Regions from separate parts of the Homo sapiens genome. Here region 2 is linked to region 1. The links are chromatin loops, found by intact Hi-C in ENCODE. Cell type or tissue: HepG2. All regions are shown on one strand. Links, peaks and the distances in the headings refer to the core of each region. The heading gives the core; the rest is flanking DNA.

Evidence for each region. A loop is a pair of places that touch in the nucleus more often than their neighbours do. Peaks named below come from ENCODE experiments on the same cell type or tissue, not always from the same donor. Only the 100,000 strongest peaks of a DNase experiment are listed, where the experiment ranks them.
Region 2: a loop joins it to region 1, with 2.9 times the contacts of the local background. A loop is called at or near these places in 6 of 110 quality-filtered maps.

What each region holds. Positions count from the first base shown.
Region 1 is chr4:40,038,906-40,054,668 of GRCh38, forward strand. It overlaps the pseudogene LOC344967. Among named protein-coding and RNA genes, the nearest start is that of N4BP2, 10 kb to the right of the region's middle. In HepG2, for the core only: no CTCF peak of the experiment used is centred there; a DNase peak (open chromatin) is centred at 7,586; H3K4me3 peaks cover 411 bases.
Region 2 is chr4:39,986,222-40,001,984 of GRCh38, forward strand. No RefSeq gene overlaps it. Among named protein-coding and RNA genes, the nearest start is that of PDS5A, 16 kb to the left of the region's middle. RefSeq lists enhancers at 3,744-4,441, 12,614-13,118, 13,756-14,269, 14,270-14,785, 14,786-15,299. In HepG2, for the core only: no CTCF peak of the experiment used is centred there; no DNase peak of the experiment used is centred there; H3K4me3 peaks cover 172 bases.

The DNA.
Region 1 (15,763 bases), core at 2,788-10,787:
TCCTAGTTGTTGAGGCAGAGATTAATAAGTATTCAGCCAAATCTGTTTCATTTTCTTTCTGGGCACACAGCTAAATCATACTTTCCTGCCTCCAATTCTGTTAGGCTGACCAGCACTTCACTGGCTCTGAACACATGTTTGATGAAAGAGTATAACTATTGACATGCTCCATTACAAACTTTGTTGTGTCACCAGTTCTTCCGTATCTTGATCCAAGATGACATCTTGTCTGGCCATGGAGGTGGTTAAGACTAAATGAAAATTTCCAAGAGATAATTTGTCATAAAGGATATGACTTGCTTTACACAGAACCAGCTGCTAATGACTAACCCTTCTTTAATTATGAGCCATGGAGAACAGTCATGCATTAAAAATTCCTTGACATTCGATAGACCCGGAAGAAAATAATAATTCACGGCCGGGCATGGTGGCTCACGCCTGTAATCCTAGCACTTTGGGAGGCTGAGGCCGGTGGATCACCTGAGGTCAAGAGTTCAAGACCAGTCTGGCCAACATGGTGAAACCCTGTCTCTACTAAGAATACAAAAATAAGCTGGGTGTGGTGGCGGGCACCTGTAATCCCAGCTACTTGGGAGGCTGAGACAGGAGCATCACTTGAACCCAGGAGGCGGACGTTGTAGTGAGCTGAGGTTGTGCCATTGCACTCCAGCCTGGGCAACAAGAGTGAAACTTCATCTAAAAAAAAAAAAAAAATTAGCTGGGCATGGTGGCATGAACTAATCGGGAGGCTGAGGTGAGAGAATCCTGGAGGGAGTGGGAGTCCTGGAGGTCTAGGCTGCAGTGACCCTGTCTCCATCAAAAAAAAAAAAAAGGAGAGAGAGAGAGAGAAAAGAAAACAGGAAAAATTAGACGGCCAGGCATGGTGGCTCATGCCTGTAATCCCAGCACTTTGGGAGGCCAAGGAGGGCGGATCACAGGGTCAGGAGTTCGAGACCAGCCTGGCCAATATGGTGAAACCTCATCTGTACGAAAAATACAAAATTTAGCTGGGCATGGTGGTGCGTGCCTGTAGTCCCAGCTACTTGGGAGGCTGAGGCAGAAGAATTGCTTGAACCCAGGAGGCGGAGGTTGCAGTGAGTCGAGATCGTGCGACTGTACTCCAGCCTGGGTGACAGAGCTAGACTCTATCTCAAAAAAAAAAAAAAAAAGAAAGAAAAAATCAGAAACATTTTGCTGGAATGTTTCCTCCTTTTTTGTGCCCTCGGATTCCCCCACTCAGCTAATTTGAGGACATAGGATTATAAGAAAGGTGTGAGGACTGGGGAGTGTGTTGTAGTTAGAAAATGGGAAAATTGAATTGCAGCTAATACAAACTTGCTGGCTAGGTTATAGTACCTTGGATTAAGCCTTTATGGTTTAGAATTTGAACCTCAACATTTCCAGTTTAATAACATGGTCAAGTCAGTTATATGAATGAGTTAAATGAATCCATGGATTCTCATGCCAACCAGTCTTTTGTGAGAATATATAAACCAGAATGTTAATTTGCTACCTCATAATAAGAAATGTAACCAGACAGCAGATTGTATATTCAGATTGTATATTTATCAGCCGCTTGAGATTTTTTGTTTTGTTTTTGAGACAGGGTCTCACTCTGTCACTCAGGCTGGAGTGCAATACGATCTCAGCTCACTGCAACCTCTACCTCCTGGGCTCAAGCCATCCTCCCACCTCAGACTCCTGAGTAGCTGGGTCTACAGGCGCAAGCCACCATACCCAGCTAATGTTTTGTATTTTTGGTAAAGATGAGATTTTGCCATGCTGCCCAGGCTGGTCTCGAACTCCTGGTCTCAAGTGAACCACCCGCCTGGGCCTCCCAAAGTGCTGGGATTACAGGCGTGAGACACCACACCTGGCCTGCTTGAGATATTCTTTCCTTGCAGGATAATCTACATGGGAAGCCTAGTTATCCTCAGATTTTCTGGTAAACAGGAATCTGGAGCAAGAAGAATTAGCTCGGTAATCATAAAAGACCAGTGTTATCTAATTACGATAACCGAATGCAATCATTTCAGCCTTAAGAATAGAATTGCTCAGAGAGGGTTGCTTTTTCTCTACCGCGATTTTCTTTCATGTGAGTTGAGCTGGAGTGATGCACTCCTTGCTTTCCCTTTATCCATTGTAATCCAAGGCAGAGAGTAACTCATCTGATTGGTAAATCAGGAAGAACAACTTAGGTATGCTTGCCTCATTTCCTCTCATTTCCCTCAAGAGTACACACTTCCTTTGGGATTTAAGCATTACTTGGTCCAGTGTGTTCAGTGTTGTCCAGGGCCAACTTCTTCATTAGGCACAGCAGGCAGTGCCTAGGGTCAATTATACCCATAGTGCCTAGGGTCCATGAAAATGTTTCAATTTCCTTTAAAATCAGAAGAAAAAAATTGAGGCTGGGTGCGGTGGCTCAAGCCTGTAATCCCAGCACTTTGGGAGGCTGCTGCTGTAGGATCCTTTGAGCCCAGGAGTTGGAGACCAGCCAAGGCAATATAGTGAGACCCCATATCCTTGTCTACAAAAAATTTAAAAACTGGCTTGGTGTGGTGCTATGTGCCTTTGATCCCAGTTACTCGGAAGGCTGAGGTGGGAGAATCCTTGAGCCCAGGAGGCTTAAACTGGAGTGAGCTGAGATATTGGCACTACACTCCAGCCTCCTAATGGTGCGATCTCTGCTCACTGCAACCTCCGCCTCCCGGGTTCAAGCGATTCTCCTGCTTCAGCCTCCTAAATAGCTGAGGTTACATGTACACTCTACCATGCCCAGCTAATTTTTGTATTTCTAGTAGAGACAGGGTTTCACCGTGTTGGCCAGGCTGGTCCCAAACTCCTGACGTCAAGTGATCTGCCCACCTCGGACTCCCAAAGTGCTGGGATTACAGGTGTGAGCCACTGCACCGGGCCCAAATCCTCCTATATTTTGTACTTAGCCAAAAGAAAAATGAGAAAACCCAATGACATTATGCTATAAATTATGATTGATTTCTGATTTGGAACAAGTTTTTGTTGTTGTTGTTTTGAGACGGAGTCTAGCTCTGTTGCTGAGGCTGGAGTGCAGTGGCTCAATCTCGGCTCACTGCAACCTCTGCCTCCCGGGTTCAAGGGATTCTCCTGCCTCAGTCTCTTGAGTAGCTGAGACTACAGGCGCACACCACCATGCATGGCTAATTTTTGTATTTGTAGTAGAGACAGGGTTTTCACCATGTTGGTCAGACTGGTCTCGAACTCCTGACCTCAGGTGATCCACCCGCCTCAGCCTCCCAAAGTGCTGGGATTACAGGGTGAGCCACCGAGCCCAGCCCAAGGCATGGTTTTATATATTAAAAAGTCGCTGGCCAGGTGTGATGGCTCACGCCTGTAATCCCAGCACTTTGGCAGACTGAGGCAGGTGGAATACCTGAGGTCAGGAGTTTGAGACCACCCTGACCAACGTGATGAAACCCCATCTCTACTAAAAATACAAAAAATTAGTCAGGCATGGTGGTAGAAGCCTGTAATCCCAGCTACTGGGGAGTCTGAGGCAGGAGAATTGCTTGAACCTGAGAGGCGGAGGTTGCAGTGAGTTGAGATCATGCCACTGCACTCCAGCCTGGGCAACAAGACCGAAAGTCTGCCTCAAAAAACAAAACAAAACAAAAGTCACTGATGTTACGTGATATTATTACATTCAGAGAGCAAGTTGGGATTACAAATAACATTTTTCCAGGTAAATCAGTATATTCTTACGCTTATTTTTTTTTTTGTCTTTTTTTTTCTTCCTTTTTGTGGAGAACGGGGTCTCACTATATCGCCCAGTCAGGTCTTGAACTCCTGGGTTCAAGCTATCCTCCCACCTCTGCTTCCCTGAGAGCTGGGATTACAGGCGTGAGCCATCGCGCCTGGCATAAATCAGTATATTCTTAGTTTTTTCCCCCTTATCTACATTAGTTACCTGATTAAAAATCCTGGATATTTGAGTTCTAGTTTTTTTTTTTTTTTTTTTTTTTTTTTTTTTTTTTTGAGACGGAGTTTTGCTCTTGTTGCCCAGGCTGGAGAGCAGTGGCATGATCTTGGCTCACTGCAACCTCTGCCTCCCAGGTTCAAGAGATTGTCCTGCCTCAGCCTCCTGAGTAGCTGGGATTATAGGCGCCTGCCACCACGCCCAGTTAAGTTTTGTATTTTTAGTAGAGATGGGGTTTTGCCATGTTGGCTAGGCTGGTCTTGAACTCCTGACGTCAAGTGATCCGCCTGCCTCAGCATCCTAAAGTGCTGGGATTATAGGCGTGAGCCACCGAGCCAGGCCTCAAAGCCCTTCTCGTCCTGGGTCTCCGGCACGAGCTGGGGCATGGGCAGCGACCTGCCTTCCTGGCTCAGCGACACTTAGGTGAAGACACTGGCGGCCCTGTAGCGCTTCTGAGAGCTGTCCACAACACAGTCGGCATCCACCAAGACCTCGATCTCTACGGACTTATTGCTCGTGAAGGTCATGCGTCCGGAGATGGTCTTGATGCAGCCTTTTCTGATCTTGTTGTCAAAATTAATGGCCTCCATGGAGGCTGTGACGAGGTTGGTCTTGCAGTGGCGTGCAGCCAAGATCCCGGCGACCTCGTCCATGACCTTCATGGTCACCCCTTCATGCACGAAGCTGTGCAGGGTACAGTCTGAAGGCCCCACCAGGTGGATCAAGCTGGACTGGCTGTAGCTGACAGTGTTCGGCTCTGGGTTGAGGACTGGCTGGACGATGTCCCCGTTCCTCCAGTTGGTCTCCATGCGCTCCAGCTTCTGGGTTTTGTACCGCTTCTGGCCCTCCTCCTCCTGCTCCTGCCGGAAATACACAACAGGAGGCTCTTCGAGGACCTTGTCCACGTTCGTCAGCGACAGGGGCGCATACCAGAGGGTGGCCTTATTGGTCAGCTTTTTGGCACCTGTGAGGATGTTTTCGGACATCATGTTGACCTGCACCTCCACAGAGTGCTTGGAGGTGTAGGTGATCTCCGCGCTGACGTGGGCCACCTCACCGATGCACATGGGCCACAGGAAGTGGGTGCACTCGACCCGAGCCAGAGCGGCCACACAGCGATCCCCGTTCTGCGGATTGCAATGCCGGGTGCTGATGATGGCGCCCGCCTCTTTGATCATCTTCAGGATGGTCCCGCCTAGACATTGCGGGCCACATTAGCGTCCGCATAATCCGGCAGATCTGGATGGCGGTCGGCGTCTTGATGTCTGGGCCAGACATGCTGGCAGCTGTGGCGGTGGCTGCAGGAGGGCGCAGGTGTCTGGCAGGCCTGGCGCGGAATTGAGTTTTAGTGTTGAGAAAATTAAAGTTTTGGTTGTTAAAATGATTGCAGTTTTAGCTAACTTCAATTTTAAAATTCACCAATAATAAAACTATTATTTATCAATAAGTAGAAACGAGTTAGAAAATATTCAATCCCTTCAATTCAGATGGAGAATAAACTAGTATTTTTCGAACACCTGACACATATCGAGCGTTTACTTAGGTATTTGCATCTATAATGCAATTTAATTCTTGCAACTGTCCTGGCCGGGCACAGTGTCTCAGGCCTGTAATCCCACCATTTTGGGAGGCTGATGAGGGAAGATCGCTTGGGCCCAGGAGTTCATAGACCAGCCTGGGCAACATAGTGAGATCCCCATCTCTAAAGAAAACTAAACAAAACAAAACATGTTCTTTTTTTTTCTTTTTTCTTTTTTTTAGACAGGCTGTCACTCTGTCACCCAGGCTGGAGTACAGTGGCGCGATCTTGGCTCACTGCAACTTCCACCTCCCAAGTTCAAGCAATTATCCTGTCTCAGTTTCCCGAGTAGCTGGGATTACAGGCTCTTGACACCAAGCCTGGCTAAAAACCAGTCCTTTAAATTTAGCATCCTGGCTGGGTGCGGTGGCTCACACCTGTAATCCCAGTATTTTGGGAGGCCGAGGCAGGTGGATCACTTGAGCTCAGGAGTTTGAGACCAGCCTGGGCAACATGGCAAAACCCCGTCTCTACCAAAAATACAAAAGTTAGCCGGGCATGGTGGCATGTGCCTGTAGTCCCTGATACCTGGGAGGCTGAGGTGGGATGATCCTTCGAGTTCCAGAGGCAGAGGTTGCAGTGAGCCGAGATAGTGCCAGTGCACCCCAGCCTGGGCAAAAGAGTGAGACCCTTTCTAAAACAAAAAACAAACAAAAAAATTAGCATCCTTATCCCCACTGTAGAATTAAAGAAATTGAGCCTAGGAGCAGTTAAGTATCTTTGCAGAGATCATACATTAATGGGATGGCAGAACTAAAAATATGGATCTACACCTAAGATTTAAAAGCCTGTATTATTTTCCACTTCACCATACTACTTCTGTTAGTAAAAATAACAATGATGATGCTTTGTATCTGTCTTACCTCACATAAATTATAACAAAGCTCCTTAAGGACAGGGGCCATGTCTTATACTTTTATGATATCCCTAATGAATTTTCAAGAAATATTGCTTGAATGGTATGGTTGGTTCCTGGTATTTAAATAATGTTATTCAATTTTTCAATGGTATTTCAATGATAGAAATAAATTACGCTTTTTTAACCTTAGTATTTATAATGCAATTATTCTGACTTATTTCACATGAGAGACAATTTTATCATCCAGTTTAAATTCATCTTACATAAAAAATGTGTGAACAGGCCGAACACAGTGGCTCACGCCTGTAATCTCAGCAATTTGGGAGGCTGTGGCAGGCAGATTGCTTGAGCTCAGGAGTTTGAGACCAGCCTAGGGAGCACGGCAAAACCCTGTGTCTACAAAAAATATAATTATTAGCTGAGTATGGTGGCACATGCCTGTGGTCCCACCTATTAGGAGGCTGAGGTGGGAGGATCACCTGAGCCCAGGGAGTTTGAGGCTGCAATAAGCTGTGATCATGCCAGTCTCCAGTCCAGGAGACAGAGTGAGACTGTCTCAAAAAAAAAAAAAAAAAAAAGCATAAACATATATGCAGCTTTTTTTGCTGCCATTCTGTCATTTTTTGGAGTGTATGATATTTTTGGAGCATTATGATATCATGCTTATATAAAATATATTTAATATATTTAACTTCATTTGCAGGCTATTGAACTCTAGGAGTTGCCTTATGAATACCATTCTGGGACTTTGAGGATTTTCCTAAGTACTTTCCGTCTGTTCAGTACTGGGAATAATAATATAAAATAAATAGTAAGAGGATAGTACTATCTATAGCGTTGAAAACACTGACAGAGAAATGGACTTTGCCTTCAGAAAGGTATTAGCCTCAAAGGTTTAAGTAGTCCTAGAACTTGGAAACATATATCTTTTTTCCTTTTTCTTTTTTCTTTTTTTTTTGAGTCTTGCAGAATTAGCTAGAATGGAAACCCATATTTGAATGTACTAAAATAATTATCACAAGGACTCTTTACCCTGGGATTGGTGCTCTTGCCCTGGCCCTAACGCCTTTCCTTTCAAAACAGAAACCAGACCAAACCAAACAAAAATGTCTCACACTCCTCAAACTCCATTCTATTTAGCAACATTCAGCATTTATCTTTCAGGCAGGTCATCACCAAACATTGAAAAGTCTAACTTCTTAGGCAGGGACTGAGAGGAAAGTCTAGTGGGTGGAATGTGTTACTTGGCCCCAGGCCCAGCTCATATTTTCCATGAACAAACACCACCTTAGCTTAGGGTGAATGTCTTTAACGACACCTCTGGAGCTGGCCTCCCTCAATTTAGGAGATTTTTTTTTTTAAAGTACAATCAAATTTTGAGAACCTAAATAATTTCATTACAAAGAACTTTACATTTCCTTTTAACAAGCATTTACAGAAAAATTACTATGAGGTCAGGCGCAGTGGCTCACGCCTGTAATCCTAACACTTTGGGAGGCCAAGGCACGTGGATCAGTTGAGGTCAGGAGTTCAAGACCAGCCTAGCCAACATGTCAAAAACCCATCTCTACTAAAAATACAAAAATTAGCCGAGCCTGATGGTGCATGCCTGTAATCCCAACTACTTGGGAGGCTGAGGCAAGAAAATCGCTTGACCTAGGGGTGGGAGGTTGCAGTGAGCCGAGATCACGCCACTGCATTCCAGCCCCGGTGACAGAGCGAGACCCTGTCACAAACAAACAAACAAAAACAAAAAAGAAAACCTGCTATGACAGTGAGATTTCTTTGGATGCAACTATCAAGAAACAACTCAAGTTAGCTTAGGCCAAAAAAGGAGAGATTTATTATAAGAATATAGGGATGTTTCGAAGAAACCAAGGAGAGAGATGTAGCTGGCCCCAGGAAAGGCCAAAAACAAGTTGTTGAGAGCCCAGACATTATCTTCTCTCCATCTCTCCAATATCTCTTCTCTGCTTGTTTCTTCTCTCTCGAGCAGCTTCCTCTGCTACCCTGGCCTGACGTAGAATATAGCTGCCTCCAACTCCTGAGTTAATCCTATACAAGCTCAGCAGCACAAAGAAACTGAGAATCGCAAATCTTTTATATTTTTACTTAAATGCTATTTATTTTTACACAGCAAATAGATTTTTTTTTTAAGAGATGGGGTCTTGCTCTGTTGCCCAGGCTGGATGCTCAAGCCATCCTCTCACCTCAGCCTCCAAAGCAGCTGGAACTACAGGCACACACCACCGTGCCCAGCTAATTAAAATTTTCTTCTTTCTTTTCTTTTTTTTTTAAGACCAGGCACAGTGGCTCATGCTTGTAATCCCAGCACTTGTGGGAGGCCGTGGCAGGCTGATCACTTGAGGTCATGGGTTCGAGACCAGCCTGGTCAATATGGTGAGACCTCATCTCTACTAAAAATACCAAAATTAGCTGGGTGTGGTGGTGCGTGCCTGTAATTCGAGCTACTCAGGAGGCTGAGGCAGGAGAATCACTTGAACCCAGGAGGGGTTGAACCTGGGAGGTGGAGGTTGCAAGGTGAGATTAGATTGCACTACTGCACTCCAGCCTGGGCAACAAAGTGAGACTCTGTCACAAATTAAAAAAAAAAAAAAAAAAAATTGGGGCTTGGCGTGGTGGCTCACGCCTATAATCTCAGCACTTTGGGAGGCCAAGGTGGGCAGATCACTTGAGGTCAGGAGTTTAAGACCAGCCTGGGCAACATGGTGAAACCCTGTTCTATACTAAAAATACAAAAATTAGGGCCGGGCGCAGTGGCTCATGACTGTAATCCCAGCACTTTGGGAGGCTGAGGTGGGCGGATCACCTGAGGTCAGGAGTTCGAGACCAGCCTGGCCAACATGGAGAAACCCTGTCTCTACTAAAAATACAAAATTAGTCAGGCGTGGTGGCGCATGTCTGTAATCCCAGCTACTTGGGAGGCAGGAGAATCGCTTGAGCATGGGAGGTGGAGGTTGCAATGAGGCAAGATCGTGCCATTGCACTCCAGCCTGGGCAACAAGAGCAAAACTCTGTCTCAAAAAACAAAACAAAACAAAGCAAAACAAAAATTAGCCTGGCATGGTGGCAGGCACCTGTAATCCCAGCTACTCTGGAGGCTGAGGCAGGGAGAATCGCTTGAACCTAGGAGGTAGAGGTTGCAGTGAGCCGAGACGTGCCATTGCACTCCAGCCTGGGTGACAGAGCGTGACTCTGTTAAAAAAAAAAAAAATCAGCTTGGTGTAGTGGCGTGTGCCTGTAATCCTAACTACTCGGGAGGCTGAGGCAGGAGAATCACGCAGCGAGACTCCGTCTCAAAAAAAAAAAAAAAGGGCGGGTGCAGTGGATCACGCCTGTAATCCCAGCAATTTGGGAGGCCGAGGCAGGTGGGTCACCTGAGGTCAGGAGTTCGAGACTAGCCTGGCCAACATATTGAAACCCTGTCTCTACTAAAAATACAAAAATTAGCTGGGCGTGATGGTGCACATCTGTAATCCCAGCTACTCGGGAGGCTGAGACAGGAAAATCCCTTGAACCCAGGAGGTGGAGGTTGCAGTGAGCCGAGATTGCGCCACTGCTCTCCAGCCTGAGCGACACAGTGATACTGCCTCAAAAAAAAAAAAAAAAAAAATTGGTACATTAGCCTGGCATGGTGGTTTGTGTTTGTAGTCCTGGCTACTTGGGAGGCTGAGGCAGGAGGATAGCTTGAGCCCTAGAAGTTAGGCTGTAATGAGCTGACATCGTGCCACTGCACTCTAGTTTGGGCAATAGAGCAAGATCCTGTCATGAAAAATAAATAAATATATAAAATTGGTTCAGTGAAAAGTCTCTTCATCCTCTTTCCTCTAGCCACCATTTGCTTTCTCAAAAGCAATTAATGGAGCAGTTTGTTCTATCTTCTTCTTGAGATATTCTATGTATATGTGATAAAAGCCATCCATCCATCCATCCATCCATCCATCCATCCATCCATCCATCCCATCCATCCCATCCATCATCATATCTTTCTACCTACCTACCTATCTATATTTATCTATCTTTTCCTCCTCTCCATTTTTTTTACACTAATGGCAGCATACCATACACACAGTGAGCAATATATCTTGGAGATGGTGCAGTATGAACATTTAGAGTGACATCATCCTCTTATATTGTGGCATTCTGCTCTTTTCATCTAACATACTGCATTTAACCAGTTCCCTGTAGGTGGGCATTTAGGTTTTTCCCCCATCTTTTGCTATATTACAAACAATGCTGCACATATGTAATTTAAAAATATGCTTAAGAGTAATTTGTATTTCTTTTTCTGTGAGCAGTCTTTTTTATAATGTGTCCATTTTTTACTATTGGGTCGTTAGTCTTTTCCTTATTGATTTCTACATGTTTGTATATTAGAGAAATCAGCCCTTTGTCTCCGATGTGAATTGCATTTTTTCTTGTTTATTATTTGTATTTTGATTTTACTAATGGTCTTTGTCCCAATTCTAAAATTTCCCTGGAAGAGACTAATTGGATTAAAACACCCACTCTTGGTTAACTGTGGTGAAGGAAGTAGAGTGATTTTTCAAAACCCTGGAGTCTGGTCCTGTAGAATTGGGGGAAGAGGGTACAACTGACTAGGAAATTGTAAGCTAGGAAGGTACCCTAAAAGGAGTTTAGTACATTTCAATGTGTAAGGTATGTTTTCTAGTTACTGTGGATACATATTTTGTCTAGGGGAAGAGAGTTCACAGTTTTAGCAAAGATACAGACCAACAAATAATCATCACTGCAATTAAGAGAAGTACACAGACATTGCTGTGGGCATAGAAGAAATCATTCTCTTTGGGAGGCCAAGGTGGGAGGATCACTTGAGCCTAGAATTTGAGACCAGCCTGGCCAACATGGTGAAACCCTGTCTCTATGAAAATACAAAAAAATTAGCCAGGTGTGGTGGTACACACCTGTAATCCTAGCTACTTGGGAGGCTGAGGCAGAATTGCTTGAACCTGGGAGACAGAGGTTGCAGTGAGCCAAGATCATGCCACGGCCCTCCAGCCTGGGTGACTCTCAAAAAAAAAAAAAAATAAAATAAAATAAATAAATAAATAAACCGTTCTATTTGGGGCATCCAGAAAAGCTTTACAGGATAAAAGGGCATTTGGGTTGGGTTGTAAACACAAATGAAAGTGAATGACTAGGTTAGCCAATGGTTCAACATCCCTGGAAAGGATGTATTGTGAGGTGTGTGATTGTCTCAAATAGAGGAGTAATATAACTGACAGAAGAATGTTAGCAGGTATGGTTACAGGATGTATAGTTTCCCTATTGGCAAGTGATAGGCAAGTGATATGAAAACTTGGCTGGGTGCGGTGGCTCATGCCTGTAATCCCAGCACTTTGGGAGGCCGAGGTCGGTGGATCACCTGGGGTCAGGAGTTTGGAGATCAGCCTGACAAACATGGTGAAACTCCGTCTCTACTAAAAATACAAAAATTAGTCAGCTGTAGTAGCAGGCGCCTGTAATCCCAACTACTTGGGAGGCCGAGGCAGGATAATCGCTTGAACCCGGGAGGTGGAGGTTGCAGTGAGCAGAGATCGCGCCACTGCACTCCAGCCTGGGCAACAGAGCTAGACTCCGTATTAAAAAAAAAGAAAAAGAAAACTTACAGTTACATAAAGCTGGAGCTCCCACAACATGCTTACAGACAAGAGGTATGGCTTCCCGTAAAGTTTCTCACGAAGACACAGAATTGTTGTTGCTATCACACTCAAAGAAGGAGGATTATCCTGGGAATAAGGAAGCTATCCTTGGCATTATCCAGACTTTTTTTTTTTAATACTGTTTTTGCCAATCCTATCTCCACCCTTTCTTGTCAAGTTTGGAGACTGCCTCATGCCTGTCCATTCATGTACAGAGAAACTGGGTAAAACAAAGGTCAATTTCTCAAGAGCATTTCTCAGGAGACCTACATTTCAGGCTTATTTGAGGTCATTTTTGCAGGAGTGGCAGCATTTGGAAGCAGAGGTGAGGGGGTTTGGATTTTATCTTCAAATATGTAGACAAGTGTTTCCTCCAAAATGTGATATAAAATCACATGTCCTGGGATACTCTCTATGAATAAAGGATTTGCGGTCAAGTAAGTTTGGAAATATTTACTAGTATATCCTTTTCTTAGAGTTCCTAGGCACATTGGCATATTAAAAGCTCTGAGAATTTATTCAAAGAAAAAACAGAGTGCAATGAGAAGCCCTTCAGTTTAAAAGCAATGCATAACTATTTATCCCTATTGAGAAAAGCTAGTAGAAATTAGAGGAGCTGTGAAGTTTGTGAGAGGAGAGAGACACAATCAGATTTGGTTTTTCATAAAGTTTTCACTCAGACTGGAATGCCATTGATATTTATTTTTAGAAGTTATCTTTTTTTTCTTTTCCTTTTTTTTTTGGAGACAGTGTCTCACTCTGTTGTCCAGGCTGGAGTGCAGTGGTGCAATCTTGGCTCACTGCAGCCTTCACCTCCCAGACCCAGGTGATCCTCCCACCTCAGCCTCCTGAGGAACAGGGACTACAGGCACATGCCACCATGCCCAGCTAATTTTTGCATTTGTTGTAGAGATGGAGTTTCACCATGTTGTCCAGGCTGCAAAAGTTATCTTCTTTTGGTAGATTTTCTTAGTACCCTATTCCTTCCTTTAGGATATTTGTTTCCTTATTATTATTTTAACAGCCTTTATGCTTGCCTTTTTTTTTTCTTTTTTTTGAGACAATGTCTCACTTTGTTGTCCAGGCTGGAGTGCAGTAGCGCGATCTCAGCTCACTGCAACCTCTGCCTCCTGGGCTCAAGTGATCCTCCCACCTCAGCCTCCCAAGTAGCTGAGACTGTAGGTCCATACCACCACACCTAGCTAATTTTTGTATTTCTTGTAGAGATGGAGTTTCCCCATGTTGTCCAGGATGGCACCTTTTATAGATAAATAATTGCACTAAGAAAATTACATTTTCTTTATGATTGAGTCCACTAATATCTGTGAGTAATAACTACTATTTATTAAGCCTCTTTTATGTACATTTATTATTTTAATTAATCAGAATGTAGCTTTTATGAATGCTATTTGAGAGATGAGAAAACTGAGTATTTGAGAGTTTAAGTAATTTTCCCAAGGTCAGAGCTTGATGCACCCTGGGTTGAGTGTGGTAAAGAAATCTTACATAAAGATAAAACCCATTGATATTTATTTACTTTAGATAATGGCAATATTATCTACTATTCGGTTTCCACTAAATTTAAAATGGAAAAACACAATAATTCCAGCATATGTTGGTCCTACTTTCTTTTAGTAAAGTTCTTGCAACAATACTATTCTTTTTTTTTTTGAGATGGAGTCTCACTCTGTCACCCAGGCTGGAGTGCAATGGCACGATCTTGGCTCACTGCAACCTCCACCTCCCGGATTCAAGCCATTCTCCTGCCTCAGGCTCCTGAGTAGCTGGGACTACAGGCAAGAGCCACCACACTCAGCTAATTTTTGTATTTTTGGTAGAAACGGGGTTTCAGCATGTTAGCCAGGCTGGTCTCCATCTCCTGACATCGTGATCCGCCCGCCTTGGCCTCCCAAAGTGCTGGGATTACAGGTGTGAGCCACTGCGCCTGGTCAACAATACTATTCTTAGTTGGGAATGAAAACAGTGTCATTAGCCATTATGTAGAAGAGGAAAAAATCCTGACACAGATTTTCTTGATTTGCCATATGTCTTGTCATAGAGTGATGCTCACTTATTCTTTCACTCAGTAAACATTCATGGAGTGTTTATATTGCACAAGGCTGGGAGTCTGACAATGAGGAATACAAGGCTGAATGGGAAACTTCAAGGCATTGATGACTTAGTAAGGGAGATTATAAACACATGAATAATTAAGTGGAATGCTTCAAGTCATAATCCAAGTATAGGAATACAAAGGTGGCATAGATTATTAATATTTTTGGTTGGAAGGAAATCATACCTATGTTCTAAACATAAACACAGACAATCATGTTTAGAATTTAGCTGTTACATAGACCAAAGTTGGACTTAGGTAAATATAAAAGGTTTACTTTTGACGACTTGGCAGTTTTTTTTTTTTTTTTTACAAAAATCCAAGACATTTCCCAAAATATAAACTTTTTTTTTTTTTTTTTCTTTTTTTTTTTGAGACGGTGTCTGGCTCTGTCGCCCAGGCTGGAGTGCAGTGACACAATCTTGGCTCACTGCAAGCTCCGCCTCCCGGATTCACACCATTCTCCTGCCTCAGCCTCCCGAGTAGCTGGGACTACAGGCGCCCGCCACCACGCCCAGCTAATTTTTTGTATTTTTAGTAGAGACGGGGTTTCACCGTGTTAGCCAGGATGGTCTCCATCACCTGACCTCGTGATCCGCCTGCCTCGGCCTCCCAAAGTGCTGGGATTACAGGCGTGAGCCACTGCGCCCGGCCCAAAATATAAACTTTAGTCTTTCCTTAAAGGTAAGTTTTTAATCTAAAATGCCAGGATTCATTTTAATGTATTAAGTAGTAGACATTTTACCATTCCTCAGATTTATCTGGCATTTTAGATATATTGTCACATAATTCTAACAAGACCAATTGTAATAAAACCAACTGGAAGACTGAAGAGAATGTGAGCAGGTGTGGCACCCACAAGATAGTCAATAATTCTTTTTTTGAGATGGAGTCTTGCTCTGTTGCCCAGGCTGGAGTGCAGTGCCGCAATCTCGGCCCACTGCAACCTCAGCCTCCCCGGTTCAAGCGATTCTCTTACCTCAGCCTCCCGAGTAGGTGGGACCATAGGTGTATGCCACCACGCCCAGCTACTTTTTGTATTTTTAGTAGAGACGGGGTTTCACTGTATTGGCCAGGATGGTCTCAATTTCCTGATCTCGTGATCCCATCCGCCTGCCTCAGCCTCCCAAAGTGCTGGGATTACAGGCGTGAGCCACTGTGCCAGGCCCTATTCTTAAATGTCTTCTTTGAAATTTAAAGAGACACGGCCCGGTGCGGTGGCTCACGCCTTTAATTCCAGCACTTTGAGAGGCCGAGGTGGGAGGATCACCTGAGGTCAGGAGTTAGAGGCCAGCCTGGACAACACAGAGAAACCCTTCCTCTACTAAAAATATAAAAATTGGCTGGGTTTGGTGGCAGACGCCTGCAATTCCAGCTATTCGGGGGGCTGAGGCACGAGAATCACTTGAACTCGGGAGGCGTTAAGTTGAAGTGAGCTGAGACTGTGCCACTGCACTCCAGCCTGGGCAACAGAGCAACTCTAGTCACCGCCCCCCCGCCGCCCCAAAAAAAAAAGAAATTTAAAGGGACATGAACTTCAATGAGAACGAGCATGATAACCAAAACCTTTATCCCA
Region 2 (15,763 bases), core at 4,637-12,636, 51 kb before region 1:
TTTTTGTATTTTTAGTAGAGATGGGGTTTCGCCACGTTGGCCAGGCTGGTCTTGAACTCCTGACCTCAGGTGATCTGCCCGCCGCAGCCTCCCCAAGTGCTGGGATTACAGGCGTGAGCCACCGTGCCCGGCCCTAATTATTTATTTGTTTGTTTGTTTATTTATTTATTTTTGAGAAGGAGTCTCACCCTGTCACTCAGGCTGGAGTGCAATGATATGATCTCGGCTCACTGCAACCTCCGCCTCCCGGGTTTAAGCGATTCTCCTGCTTCAGGCTCCAGAGTAGCTGGGATTACAGGTGCATGCCACAACACCCAGCTAATTTTTTTTTTTTTTTAGACGAAATCTCAGGCCGGGCTGAGATTTGGGAGGCTGAGGCAGGTGGATCACAAGGTCAGGAGATCAAGACCATCCTGGCCAACACGGTGAAACGCCCTGTCTACTAAAAATACAAAAATTAGGCCTGGCGCGGTGACTCACGCCTGTAATCCCAGCACTTTGGGAGGCTGAGGCGGGCGGATCACAAGGTCAGGAGATCGAGACCATTCTGGCTAACACGATGAAACCCTATCTCTACTAAAAAATACGAAAAATTAGCTGGGCGTGGTGGCAGGTGCCTGTAGTCCCAGCTACTCGGGAGGCTGAGACGGGAGACTGGCATGAACCCGGGAGGCGGAGCTTGCAGTAAGCCAAGACTGCGCCACTGCACTCCAGCCTGGGCAACAGAGTGAGACTCTGTCTCAAAAAACAACAACAAAAAAAAATTAGCAGAGCATGGTGGTGGGTACCTGTAATCCCAGCTACTTGGGAGGCTGAGGCAGGAGAATTGCTTGAACTCAGGAGGCAGAGGTTGCAGTGAGCTGAGATCAGGCCATTGGACTCCAGCCTGGGCGACAGAGCAAGACTCTGTCACAAAAAAGAAAAAAAAAATTGTTTTCTTCATGTAAAATCTCTTTTATCTGAGCTAATTTGAGTACATTTCTGATGTTAACCACCAAATATGACCTAATTTAGAATGAATAATTGATTGGACTTTATGAAATCTTAACCAAGATTCATGAACCCACCTGTACTGGGTTGAATAGTGCCCCACGACACACACACACACATACACACACACACACACACACACACACACACAAAATTCATGTCCACCTGGAACCTCCTAATATGATCTTATTTGGAAGCAGCATCTTTGCAGATGTAATTATTTAAAACAAACTCATACTGTATTAGGGTAGGTCCTAAATCCACTGACCAGCAGTGTCTTAATAAGAAGATATGAAGACACACAGGGATGAAGTCCCATGTAGGGATGGAGGCGATGATTGGAGTGATGACTGCAAGCCAAGGAATTACAAGGATCACCAGCAAGCACCAGAAGCAGAGAAAGAGACAGGGATTCTTCCCTCGAGGCTTCAAAGCGAATATAGCCTTGTTCACACCTAGACTTTGGACTTCTAGCCTCTGAAACTGTAAAAGTGTAAGTTTCTGTTGTTTTAAGCCACCACGTTTGTGGTGCAACAGCAGTCCTATGAAACCAATACACCAGCCATATGCAAAAATTGTTTTGGCTGGGTGCGGTGGCTCATGCTTGTAATCCCAGTACTTTGGGAGGCCAAGGTGGGGGGATCATGAGGTGAGGAGTTTGAGACCAGTCTGGCCAACATGGTGAAACACCATCTCTATTAAAAATACAAAAATTATACAGGTGTGGTGGCGGGTGACTGTAATCCCAGCTACTCGGGAGGCTGAAGCAGGAGAATCGCTTGAACCCAGGAGGCGGAGGTTGCAGTGACCTGAGATCACGCCATTGCACTCCAGCCTGGGTGACAGAACGAGACTCTGTCTCAAAACAAAAACAAAAACAAAAACAAAAACAAAAAAAAAGAAGGAAAAAAACTGTCTTAAAGTGGGATAGTTGGTAGCCATAAGAAAGCAAAAACATTTACCCTCTGAGAGACAAATGTCACTCTCATGTTGACCTAAACATTTGCTTTTGAAGGAGAACTGTGAAACATCTATACAGCTGTAAACAACAGCTTACCTGATTTCTACATTTTTTTTCAATTGTGTTAACTTTGTGAGCATAAATCAATTTCTTTATTTACTCTTCTTTAAATTTTAGGTGGCCGCGCGTGGTGGCTCACGCGTGTAATCCCAGCACTTTGGGAGGCCTAGGTGGGTGGATCACGAGGTCAGGAGATCAAGACCACCCTGGCTAACATGGTGAAACGCTGTCCCTACTAAAAATACAAAAAAATTAGCCGGGCTTGGTGGCGGGTGCCTGTAGTCCCAGCTACTTGGGAGGCTGAGGCAGGAGAATGGCGTGAACCCGGGAGGCAGAGCTTGCAGTGACCTGAGATCACACCACTGCACTCCAGCCTGGGCGACGGAGTGAGACTCTGTCTCAAAAAAAAAAAAAGTAATAATAATAATAATAATAATAAATTTTGGATTCGGGGGTACATGTACAGGTTTGCCATAAGAGTAAATTGTGTAATGATAAGATTTGGGCTTCTATTGATCACATCACCCATACAGCGAACATAGTACCCAGTAGGAAGTTTTTCAGCCCTTTTCCCTCTCCCTCTCTCCTTTTGGAGTCCCTACTGGCTAGTGTTCCCAGCTTTATGTCCACGTATATTTTCTCATTTTCTTTTCTTTTTTTTTTTTTCTTTTTGAGATGGAGTTTCGCTCTTGTTGCCCAGGCTGGAGTGCAATGACACGATCTTGACTCACTGCGACCTCTGCCTTCCGGGTTCAAGCGATTCTCCTGCCTCAGTCTCCCAAGTAGCTGGGATTACAGGAGCCCCCCACCATGCCCGGCTAATTTTTTTTTTTTTCAGACGGATTCTCACTCTGTTGCCCAGGCTGGAGTGCAGTGGGGCCATCTTGGCTCACTGCAACCTCCTCCTGGGTTCAAGCAATTCTCCTGCCTCAGCGTCCTGAGTAGCTGGGATTACAGATGCATGCCACCATGCCCAGGTAATTTTTGTATTTTTAGTAGAGACGGGGTTTCACCATGTTGGTCAGGCTGGTCTCAAACTCCTGACCATGTGATCCACCCACCTCAGCCTCCCAAAGTGCTGGGATTACAGGCATAAGCCACCGCACCCAGCCCCCTAATTTTTGTATTTTTAGTAGAGAGAGGGTTTCATCATGTTAGGCTGGTCTTGAACTCCTGACCTCAGGTGATCCACCTGCCTCAGCCTCCCAAAGTGCTGGGATTACAGGCATGAGCCGCTGTGCCCATCCCATTTACACACATTCTTATGCAATAGAACAATATGCAAGCAAATATTTAAGTAATTATGAAACTAATGTGGAAAAACTGCAAAAATGGAACTGTTGTATGGCAGACAGCTCTACCAAACCTTAGCTTCAAGTGTTGATTTGTCATTTTTCAGCTATGCAAAAGTCCAAACTAAAGTTTTAAAAGCAGTTTAAGAATGGAAGTATAGGCTGCACGTGGTGGCTCACACCTGTAATCCCAGCACATTGGGAGGCTGAGGCGGGCGGATCATGAGGTCAGGAGTTCAAGACCAGCCTGGCTAACATGGTGAAACCCCCGTGTCTACTAAAAATACAAAAAATTAGCCGGATGTGATGGCAGGCGCCTGTAGTTACAGCTACTTGGGAGGCTGAGGCAGGAGAATTGCTTGAACCCAGGAGGCAGAGGTTGCAATGAGCCGGGATCACACCACTGCACTCCAGCCTGGGTGACAGAGCAAAACTGCGTCTCTGAAAAAAAAAAGAAGAAGAAGAAGAATGGAAGTATAGGCTGGGCCCAGACTCTCATGCCTGTAACCCCAGCACTTTGGGAGGCCTAGGCAGGCGGATTACCTGAGGTCAGAAGTTCAAGACCAGCCTGGCCAACATGATGAAACCCATCTATACTAAAAATACAGAAATCAGCTAGGTGTGGTGGCGTGCGCCTGTAGTCCCAGCTACTTGGAAGGCTGAGGCAGTAGAATCGCTTGAAACCCGGAGGAGGACGTTGCAGTGAGCCGAGATGGCGCCACTGCACTCCAGCCTGGACAACAGGGCCAGACTCCGTCTCAAAAAAAAAAAAAAAAAATGCCGGGTGCAGTGGCTCATGCCTGTAATCCCAGCATTTTGGGAGGCCGAGGTGAGCAGATCATGCGGTCAAGAGATTGAGACCATCCTGGCCAACATGGTGAAACCCCACCTCTACTAAAAATACAAAAATTAGCTTGGTGTGGTGGCACGCGCCTGTAGTCCCAGCTACTTGTGAGGCTGAGGCAGGAGAATTGCTTGAACCCAGGAGGCAGAGGTTGCAGTGAGCTAAGATTGCGCCACTGCACTCTAGCCTGGGGACAGAGCGAGACTCCATCTCAAAAAAAAAAAAAAAAATGGAAGTATATAATGAATAACCGAGGTTGTGCAAAATTGAAAGGACAAAAGTCAAGGAAGTTACTTTGTTTTGTTTTGTTTTATTTTGTTATTTTGAAATGGTGTTTCACTATCACCCAGGTTGGAGTGCAGTGGCATTATCTCGGCTCACTGCAGCTCGGACCCCCAGGATCCAAGCAATCCTCCCACGTCAGCCTTTGGAGTAGTAGCTGGGACTACAGGCACTCACTAGGATACCTGGCTTATTTTTGTATTTTTTGTAGAGACAGGGTCTCACTAGGTAGCCCAGGCTGGTCTCAAACTCCTGAGCTCAGATGATCCACCCGTGTTGGCCTCCCAAAGTGCTGGGATTACAGACGTGAACCACTGCTTTCTCCCTACCTGTTTTTCTTTTTTTGAGGAAGAGTCTTACTCTGCCCAGGCTGGAGTGCAGTGGCGCAATCACAGTTCACTGCAGCCTTGATCTCCTTCCTGAGCTCCAGCAATCCTCCTGTCTCAGCTTCCCAAAGTGCTGGCATTACAGGTGTGAGCCACCGAGCCCAGCCAAGAGAAACACTTTCTATTATTTATAACCAATCAAATGTCATTATAGGCCGGGCACAGCGGCTCACGCCTGTATTCTCAGCTACTTGAGAGGCTGAGGCAGAAGAATCACTTGAACCCAGGAGGCAGAGGTTGCGGTGAGCCAAGATCATGCCACTGCACTCCAGCCTGGGGGACAGAGTGAGACTGTCTCAAAAAAAAAAAAAAAAGTTGTTATATAATACCCAGCAGATTGTTAAGTACTTGAACTTCAAATTTCTAGTTTAACTGGAAATGTAACCAAATTAGAACTGGTAGCCAACACTATTTGACTTGTCTGAGAGATGTGCCAAGGATTTGCGCAACTTTTGCCTTATGAAGTTTTCCAAGTAATTATAGAAACTGCACAGTTCTTGGAATGTGGGCTACCTAGATAAATACTGTTTTGGGAAAACTCTACAGGGTTCAGTTATGCAGAGACTTGTCTAGAGACTAAAGAAAATTAAGCAGAGTCTGCAGGAAATTTAAGGACTAATTTCACTTTCTAATCATAACTGAGATATATCATAATTTTCAGGATACACGAAGTTTCTTGTTAATTGAATTATTTGATAAATTAAATCTTAACCAGAAAACTCCTTTTCTTTCCACTCTTTTGGAAATATTTCTAGAATACATCAGTTATTTTTTCAGTCCTTAGAAAGCACAGGATAGGCTGGGCACAGTGGCTCACACCTATAATCTCAATGAGATAAAGTACCTAAAAGTGCTTAACACAGTGCCTGGAGTATAATATGTGCTTAATAACTGTTGTCTACTATTTTCTTTTTCTTTTTCTTTTTTTTTTCAAGACGGAGTCTCATACTGTTGCCTGGGCTGGAGAGTAATGGCACGATCTTGGCTCACTGCAACCTCCGCCTCCCGGGTTCAAGTGATTCTCCTACCTCAGCCTCCAGAGTAGCTGGGATTATAGTTGCCTGCCACCACACCCAACTAATTTTTTGTATTTTTAGTAGAGACAGGGTTTTACTATGTTGGCCAGGCTGGTCTTGAACTCCTGACCTCATTATCTGCCTGCCTCGGCCTGCCAAAGTGCTGGGATCATAGGCGTGAGCCACCGTGCACAGCCTACTATTGTTAATATTGTTCATATTATTGCCATTATTGCTGTTAGTTCTCTTTGGTTTCTAGGAGCAAAGGAAATGAACTTAAGCTAGCTTAAGCAAGGAAAAAAATGTATATATATATATATATAAAATCATCATCATATGTATAATAATGATAACAGGGGTGCTTCATGGAACCCAAGTAAAATTACAGCTAGACTTCAAGAAAGGAGTCAGGTAAGAACTGAAAGATGGTATCAGCAATACATTCTACTCCTAATTTCCCTCTCAACATCTCCTTCATTCTTTTTTTTTTTCCGAGACAGAGTTTCACTCTTGTTGCCCAGGCTGGAGTGCAATGGCATGATCTCCACTCACTGCAATCTCTGTCTCCTGCGGTCAAGTGATTCTCCTGCCTCAGGCTCCCAAGTAGCTGCGATTATAGGCATACGCCATCATGCCAGGCTAATTTTTGTATTTTTACTAGAGATGGGGTTTCACCATGCTAGTCAGGCTGGTCTCAAACTCCTGAACTCAGGTGACCCACCCGCCTTGGCCTTCCAAAATGTTGGGAGTACAGGTGTGAGCCACTGTACCCGGCCCTTCATACTTTGCTCTTTAAAAAGAGCTCCTTCTTTGCTTTTCAGTCCACATGACATGCAGTAGAGAATCACCTCTCATCTTTTGTTTGCTTGTTTGTTTGTTTGTTTTGAGACGGAGTCTCTCACTGTCACCTGGGCTGGAGTGCAATGGTGTGATCTTGGCTCACTGCAACCTCTGCCTCCCAGGTTCAAGCAATTCTCCTGCCTCAGGCTCCCGAGTAGCTGGGATTACAGGCACCAGCCACCAAGCCCCGGCTAATTTTTTGTATTTTTAGTAGTGATGGAGTTTCACTATGTTGGCCAGGCTGGTCTCGAATTCCTGACCTCGTGATCCGCCTGCCTCGGCCTCCCAAAGTGCTCGGATTACAGGCGTGAGCCACCATGCCCAGCCTTGTTTGTATTTTTAGTAGAGACAGTGTTTCACCATGTTGGCCAGGCCAACTCCTGGACTCAATTGATCTCCCTGCCTCTGCCTCCCAAAATGCTGGGATTATAGGTGTGAGCCTCCACACCCAGCCACCTCTCATCTTCTGAGTTTACATAGCCTACATCTTAGATTAGCTCAGACTAAACTAGAATCTCTTAGTCCAAATAAGAAATGCCAAGGACAACAAATGGAATTCTTTTTTCTTTTTCCCATAGAACTTACCATCTAGAATACAAAATAATTTACTTATTTTTTTTTGATGATTTATGGTTTGCCTCTCCAGATGCGCATGCCTTGTTTAATCAACTGGGGCCAAGTGTGCAGGGTCATGTCTAAAACGTGAAGTGAACCACCATTAATGAATTGGGAAACGAGTAACAATTTTCAGAGAAAGGAAGAATCATGCACCAGATATATCCTCCAAAAGATCTCCACCAAAGTTTTATTTCCGTTAAAGTTAGTGCCAACTCGGTGTTCTTTATATTACACACACCCAACATTCACAATAAAAATAAAATCTCTCTCAGCATCACATTTAATTATTTAAATGAAATTTTCAGAGTTTGACTTTTTAAATTCTTTTTTTTTTTTTTGAGATGGAGTTTCACTCTTGTTGCCCAAGCCGGAGTGCAATGGCATGATCTCAGCTCACTGCAACCTCCACCTCCTGGGTTCAAGCGATTCTCCTGCCTCATCCTCCTGAGTAGCTGGGATTACAGGTGCAAACCACCAAGCCTGGCTATTTTGCATTTTTAGTAGAGACGGGGTTTCACCATGTTGGCCAGGCTGGTCTCGAACTCCCGACCTCAAGAGATCCACCCCCCTTGGCCTCCCAAAGTGCTGGGATTACAGGCGTGAGCCACCAACCCAGGCCCACTGTTCACATTTTAACAAGTAATCTTTAATATATATTTATAGATTCAAAATTAATAATACAGCTGGGTGTGGTGGCTCAGACCTCTAATCTCAGCCCACTGGGAGGACAAGGCAGGCGAATCACTTGAGGTCAGGAGTTGGAGACCAGCCTGGTCAACATAGTGAAACCCTGTTTCTACTAAAAATAGAAAAATTGGCTGGGTGTGGTGGCGCATGCCTGTAATCCCAGCTACTTGGGAGGCTGAGGCACCAGAATTGCTTGAACCTGGGAGGCAGAGGTTGCAGTGAGCCCAGATTGCACCACTGCACTCCAGCCCGAGTGACACAGCAAGACTCCACCTGAAAAAACAACAACAAAAAAAAAAAAAAAAAAAAAAGAAGAAGAAGAAGAAGAAAGAAAGCTATTACTCATAAGAAACTCCATGGCTGGACCATGATCTGCATCCCTGAGTCTGTCACAGTTAGTGTTGCAAGACAGACTTATTCCTCCTTGTGTGCCATTCCCTTTCTGGGGTATTTAGCACATGCCATGGGGAACAGAAGGGATATTTGGCAATGTGACTAAATGCAGGGAGAGAGACAGACAGAGACTGTTTTTGAATATTAACAGAGAAGGGCAGTCTTTTCAATGTGAACAGTCTGATTGTATATACACCATGGATAGGATTGATACACTCCCGATCTCATCTAAAGTGGAGCAGAGCTGAATGGCTCAAGCCTGTGCCAAATGTAGAAAAGAGATAGGATCCTAGGGAAAGGGTGCAAGTCTCTGTCATGGAGGGAGGAGAAAAGAAAGAGAAGATCCCAAAGGGAGATTGTATATTTGTGGGAAAAAAGAGGCGTGGCCATGTAGGGCAGCTCAATGGACCTAAATGAAGGTGTCCTAAATGGACCACTGCCCATTAAGGATAAATGGGAAAGCTGATATGAAAAGAATAGAGGAACTCTTTCCGAACTCTTACTTCCTTGGTACTTGGAGTTGGGAGCTCTGACACTAACTTGAAGCAAGGGACTATTATGTACATTCTGTAAGAATGAAGCTCTGTGGGGGCAAGGATCTTTATTTTGTTCACTCATGTATCCTAAGTGCCTGGCACCTATAGGTACTCAATAAATATTTGTTCAATTAAATAAATTATAGATTGTGTATATATGCTTGACTGGCTAACAGAGGGATTGTTTTATATTGGATTGTACCACCTCTGCATTTCCTATTCAGAGCATAATTCTGATGTTTCGTTAGAAATCAGCTGGACGTGGTGGCTCACGCCTGTAATCCCAGCACTTTGGGAAGCTGAAGCGGGCAGATCACAAGGTCAGGAGATGGAGACCATCCTGGCTAATATGGTGAAACCCCATCTCTACTAAAAATACAAAAAGTATCTGGGTGTGGTGGCGTGTGCCTGTAATCCCAGCTACTCGGGAGGCTGAGGCAGAAGAATCGCTTGAACCTGGGAGGCAGAGGTGCAGTGAACAGAGATCACACCACTGCACTCAAGCCTGGTGATAGAGTGAGACTCCATGTCAAAAAGAAAGAAAGAAAAGAAACCAACTAGTAAGGCAGGGCGCAGTGGCTCATGCCTGTAATTCCAGCACTTTAGGAGGCAGAGGAGGACGTATCACTTGAGGTCACAAGTTCAGGATCAGCCTGGTCAATATGGTGAAACCCCATCTCTTCTAAAAATATAAAATTTAAAAAAAACAAAAAAACAAAAACAAAAATTAACGAGGCATGGTGGTGCATGCCTGTAGTCCCAGCTACTGGGGAGGCTGAGGCAGGAGGATCACTTGAACCTAGGAGATGGAGGTTACAGTGAGCCAAGATTGCACAGCTGCACTCCAGCCTGAGCAAGAGAGCTGAACTCTGTCACAAAAAAAAAAAAAAAAAAAATCAACCAGCAGGGCTGGGCGTGGTGGCTCAAGTCTGTAATTCCAGCACTTTGGGAGGCTGAGGCAGGCAGATCACTTGAGGTCCCAAGGTACTGGGATTACAGGAGTGAGCCACCCCACCCAGCCAGATGGGTTTTATTTAACCCTATATATCTTGACTGACTTTCCAACCTGACTCTGGCATAGAATTACCAGATAAGGAATAAAAGTATTTTTATTTTTATTTATTATTATTATTTTTTGAGACGGAGTTTCCCTCTGTCGCCCAGGCTGGAGTGCAGTGGTGCAATCCTGGCTCACTGCAACCTTTCTGCCTCCCGGGTTCAAGCAATTCTCCTGCCTCAGCCTCCCGAGTAGCTGGGATTACAGGTGCCCGCCACCACGCCAGGCTAACCTTTGTATTTTGTTTTTTCTTTAAGACAGAGTCTCTCTCTGTCGCCAGGCTGTAGTACAGTGGCGCGATCTCAGCTCACTGCAACCTCCGACTCCCTGGTTCAAGAGATTCTCCTGCCCCAGCCTCCCAAGTAGCTGGGATTACAGCAACGCACCACCACGCCCAGCAAATTTTTGTATTTTTAGTAAAGACGGGTTTTCACCATGTTGGCCAGGCTGGTCTCAATCTCCTGACCTTGTGATCCACCCACCTCGGCCTCCCAAAGTGCTGGGATTACAGGCGTAAGCCGCCGCACCAGGCCCGGCCTTACTTTTTTATTTTTAGTAGAGACGGGGTTTCACCATGTTGGCCAGGATGGTCTCAATCTGTTGATCTCATGATCCGCCTGCCTCAGCCTCCCAAAGTGCTGGTATTACAGGCGTGAGCCACCGCGCCTGGCCAGAATCAAAGTATTTTACCCCAAAACATGTTTCTTTGGCGTATTTTAAAATGGCCCTGCAAAGCTGTTCTTTGTGGGGGAAATTTGCATCTGTAAAGGATCTCTATTAACGTAGCTATATCTTTTTCCTCCAGACACTCCCAATGCTAAAGAGATTAACTACGATCTGAACAGAAAACATTTGTCATCTATTGTCTCTAAGGGGAGTCACTATAAGACTTCCAAAGAACTTTGGTCTCCACAATCTTTATCTTACCCTGAACATTCCCTTTCTATCAATCTCAAATCTTTAGTCAAACTCGACCAATTGTTAACCAGAAAATGTTCAAATTCACCTATAGCCTGTAAGCGCCCCCTCCCACCCCTTTGAGTTGTCCCCCGTTTCTGGACCATAGCAATGTATTTCTTTTTCTTTCTTTCTTTCCTTTTTTTTTTTTTTGGACACAGAGTCTCCTTCTGTCCCCCAGGCTAGAGTGCAGTGAACTCACTGCAACCTCTGCCTCCTGGATTCAAGGGATTCCCCTGCCTCAGCCTCCTGCGCAGCTGGGACTACAGGTGTGTGCCACCACGCCTGGCTAATTGAGACTATCTTTTCATTCTCTATATGGAAAATAATATTATAAAATTGTTGCCCTATGAGAAGATGACCAAAGATCACCAAATTTTTGGAAAATGAGAAGATGGAAACATGGATTCTTTCATTTGACTGTTGGCTTAATCCATAAATATTTATTAGTTGCCCACTATATTTTCTTTTTTTTCTTTTCTTTTTTTTTTTTTTTTTTTTTTTGATATGGAATCTTGTTCTGTTGTCCAGGCTGGAGTGCCATGGCAATGTCTCAGCTCATTGCAACCTCTGCCTCTCAGGCTCAAGAGATTCTCCTGCCTCAGCCTGCCAAGTAGCTGGGATTACAGGTGCCCGCCACCACGCCCGGCTAGTTTTTTTTTTTGAGATGGAGTCTTGCTCTGTCGCCCAGGTTAGAGTGCAGTGGCACAATCTTGGCTCACTGCAACCTCCACTTCCTGGGTTCAAGCAATTCTCCTGCCTCAGCCTCCTGAGTAGCTGGGATTACAGGCCCCCACCACCACACCTGGCTAATTTTTGTATTTTTAGTAGAGATGGGGTTTCACAGTCTTGGCCAGGCTGGTCTCGAACTCCTGACATCAGGTGATCCACCTGCCTTGGCCTCCCAAAGTGGTGGGATTACAGGCTTGAGCCACTGTGCCCGGCCGCCCACTATACTTTCAAAAATGCTGACAGAGGTTGGGAGTAGAACACTAAATAGATGTAAATAGTCCTGCACATCAAGGAATTCACAGTCTAAGGTGGAATAGGCCCCTAACAAGTAAACTTACCAATTATTACTTATTTATAATTAGTATAATTATGACAAAAAATAAGTGCAAGAGAGCTAACCAGAAAGATTCCTTGAAAAACAGGATGTCTAAATTGGGGTAGTAATCCAGATTAAAAGGGGAAGAAAGAATAACCTATTTTGGGGGAATAGCAGAACAAAAGGCTCTGAGGTAGGAAAGTACTTGTTAACTTCAAAGAACAAAAAAATAAAAAAATAAAAAAAAAGGCCGGGCACAGTGGCTCACGCCTGTAATCCCAGCACTTTGGGAGGCCGAGGCAGGCAGATCACGAGGTCAGGAGATCGAGACCATCCTGGCTAATACGGTGAAACCCCGTCTCTACTAAAAATACAAAAAAAAAAAAAATTAGCTGGGCGTGGTGGCGGGCGCCTGTAGTCCCAGCTACTCAGGAGGCTGAGGCAGGAGAATGGCGTGAACCCGGGAGGCGGAGCTTGCAGTGAGCCGATATCGCGCCACTGCATTCCAGCCTGGGAGACAGAACGAGGCTCTGTTTCAAAAAAAAAAAAAAAAAAAAAAAAAAAAAAAAAGCTAGCGTAGCTACTGTGAAAATAAATTTAAAATCTAGCATGTTGGAACTGTAAATTATTTTGAGCCTTAAAGGAGAGAGATTATAAGGCCTGAATCATGTGACAGGCAGCTGTTACCTAGGCAACTAGAAACTTTGTTTCTCTGATTATAGATTATTCTTATTCCTTATCTACATTGTTTTTAAAATACTGCAAAGGACTAAAAGGGCCAGGGCAGACCTCTTCCCTCTTCACAGTTAATCTTCATTATAGATTAACTTCCCTCTTACTTTTCTCACACAAAGACTTCATGGCTATCACATCCTCTTAAGATGGAATGTTAAGTACATTCTTTTAAATTGGAAAGGTAATGAAAACTAGCACAAAGAAAAGAAAACAGGCTGGGAGTGGTGGCTCATGCCTGTAATCCCAACACTTTGGGAGGCCAGGGTGGGCGGATCACTTGAGGCCAAGAGTTCCAGACTAGCCTGGCCAATACGGTGAAACTCCGTCTCTACTGAAAATACAAATATTTGCTGGGTGTGGTGGCAGACCACCTGTGGTCCCAGCTACTTGGGAGGTTAAGGCAGGAGAATTGCTTGAACCTGGGAAACAGAGGTTGGAGTGAGCCAAGTTTGCACCAGTGCATTCCAGCCTGGGCAACAGAGTGAGACTTTGTCTAAAGAAAAAAAAAAAAAGAAAAGCGGCCGGGCGCAGTGGCTCACGCCTGTAATCCCAGCACTTTGGGAGGCCGAGGCAGGCGGATCACGAGGTCAGGAGATCGAGACCATCTTGGCTAACATGGTGAAACCCCGTTTCTACTAAAAATACAAAAAATTAGCCAGGCGCGGTGGCAGGCGCCTGTAGTCCTAGCTACTCAGGAGACTGAGACAGGAGAATGGCTTGAACCCGGGAGGCGGAGCTTGCAGGGAGTCGAGATCGCGCCACTGCACTCCAGCCGCCTGGGCGACGAAGCGAGACTCCGTCTCAAAAAAAAAAAAAAAAAAAAGAAAAGCAAGAAAAAAGAAAACAAGCCATATGGGAAAAAAAGTAAACTATAACTAATTAAATTGTTGTAATTCATAAACCAGGCTAGTATATAAAATGTTATAATCCTACTAAACTTGTTTTCTTCTGTCTTTGTAAGAAGGAATTTAAAGGCAGGGTGCAGTGGCTCATGCTTGTAATCTCAGTACTTTGGGAGGCCAAGGCAGGAGGATCTTGTGGGCCTGGGAGTTTGACACCAGCCTGGGCAATATAGTAAGATCTCATCTCTTAAAAAAAATTAAAAACTGGCCAGGCGCGGTGGCTCACGCCTGTAATCCCAGCACTTTGGGAGGCTGAGGCAGGAGGATCACGTGAGATCAGGAGTTTGAGACCAGCCTGGCCAACATGGGAAAACCCCATCTCTACTAAAAATACAAAAAATTAGTGGGGCATGGCAGCAGGCGCCTGTAATCCCAGCTACTTGGGAGGCTGAGGCAGGAGAATCACTTGAACGCGGGGGTGGAGTTTTCGGTGAGCCAAAATCGTGCCACTGCACTCCAGCTTGGGCGACAGAGCAAGACTCTGTCTCAAAAAATAAAATAAGGCCGTGCGCAGTGGCTCATGTCTGTAATCCCAGCACTTTGGGAGGCCGAGGCAGGTGGATCATCTGAAGTCAGGAGTTCGAGACCAGCCTGGCCAACATGGTGAAACCCCGTCTTAACCAGGTGTGTTGGAGCGTGCCTGTAATCCCAGCTGAGGCTGGGGCAGGAGAATCGCTTGAAGCCGGGAGGCGGCGGTTGCAGTGAGCAAAGATTGCACCATTGCACTCTAGCCTCAGCAACAGGGCGAGATGTTGTCTCCAAAAAAAATAAATAAATAAAATTAAAATTAAAGAAAAATAGAAAGAAAGAAACTTAACTTTTAACTTTAGAACACTGACCCCATTTTCCTGTAGCCTTTGTCTCCCAAGTGGCTATTTCCAATTTTTTGCTCGAATAAAGTCTTTAAGGTGGATTCTGATCCTTTTGATTATTTCAGGTTGACACTAGTGTGCCATGAGCAATGGGAAAGTGGTGAATGAATCCAACAAGTTAATTTTGCCTGTTCTGAAACTTCATACTGTCATCCTTCAGTATCTGCTGGGGATTGGTTCCCAGAGCTGCATGGACACGAAATATCCTCGCATGCTCAACTTCCTTATATAAGAGGCCTAGTATTTGCATATACTAGATGTACCTCCTCCCATATCCTTTTTTCTGTTTTTTTTTTTTTTTTTTTTTTGGAGACGGAGTCTCACTTGGTCCCCAGGGTGGAGTGCAGTGGCGCAAAATCGACTCACTGCAACCTCCACCTCCTGAGTTCAAGGAATTCTCCTGTCTCAGCCTCCTGAGTAACTGGGATTACAGGCACCCGCCACTACACCCAGCTAATTTTTGTATTTAGTAGAGGTGGTGTTTTGCTATATTAGCCAGGCTGGTCTCTAACTCCTGACCTCAAGTGATCCATGTGCCTTGGCCTCCCAAAGTGCTGGGATTACAGGAATGAGCTACCATGCCTGGCCCCTGTCATAGATTTTAAATCAAATTTAGGTTACTTATAATAACAAATACAATGCAAATACTATTTAAATAGTTGCTATACTGTATTGAGTTTTATTTGTATTTTTTAAAATTGTTTTTCTAAACAATCTTTTTTTTGCCTTGCTATTGAGCTGTATTTTTTTTTTAATTTTCCTTTAAATACAATATTTAGGCCTGGCATGGTGGCTCACGCCTGTCATCCCAGCACTTTGGGAGTTCGAGGCAGGTAGATCACTTGAGGTCACGAGTTGGACACTGGCTTGGGCAACATGGCAAAACCCTGTCTCAACTAACAATACAAAAATTAGCCGGATGTGGTGGTGCACGCCTGTAATCCCAGCTACTCAGGAGACTGAGGCACCAGAATCTCTTGAATCCCAGAGGCAGAGGTTGTGTTGAGCCAAGACGGCACCACTGCACTCCAGCAGGCCATCAGAGGGAGACTGGGCGACAGAAGGAGACCCTCTCTAAATAAATAAATGAAGATTACACATTTTTTTTTTTTTTGAGATGGAGTCTCGCTCTGTCCCCCAGGCTGGAGTGCAGTGGCATGATATCAGCTCACTACAACCTCCGCCTCCCGGGTTCAAGCAATTCTCCTGCCTCAGCCTCCCGAGTAGCTGGGACTACAGGCACGTGCCACCACTCCCGGCTAATTTTTTGTATTTTTAGTAGAGACA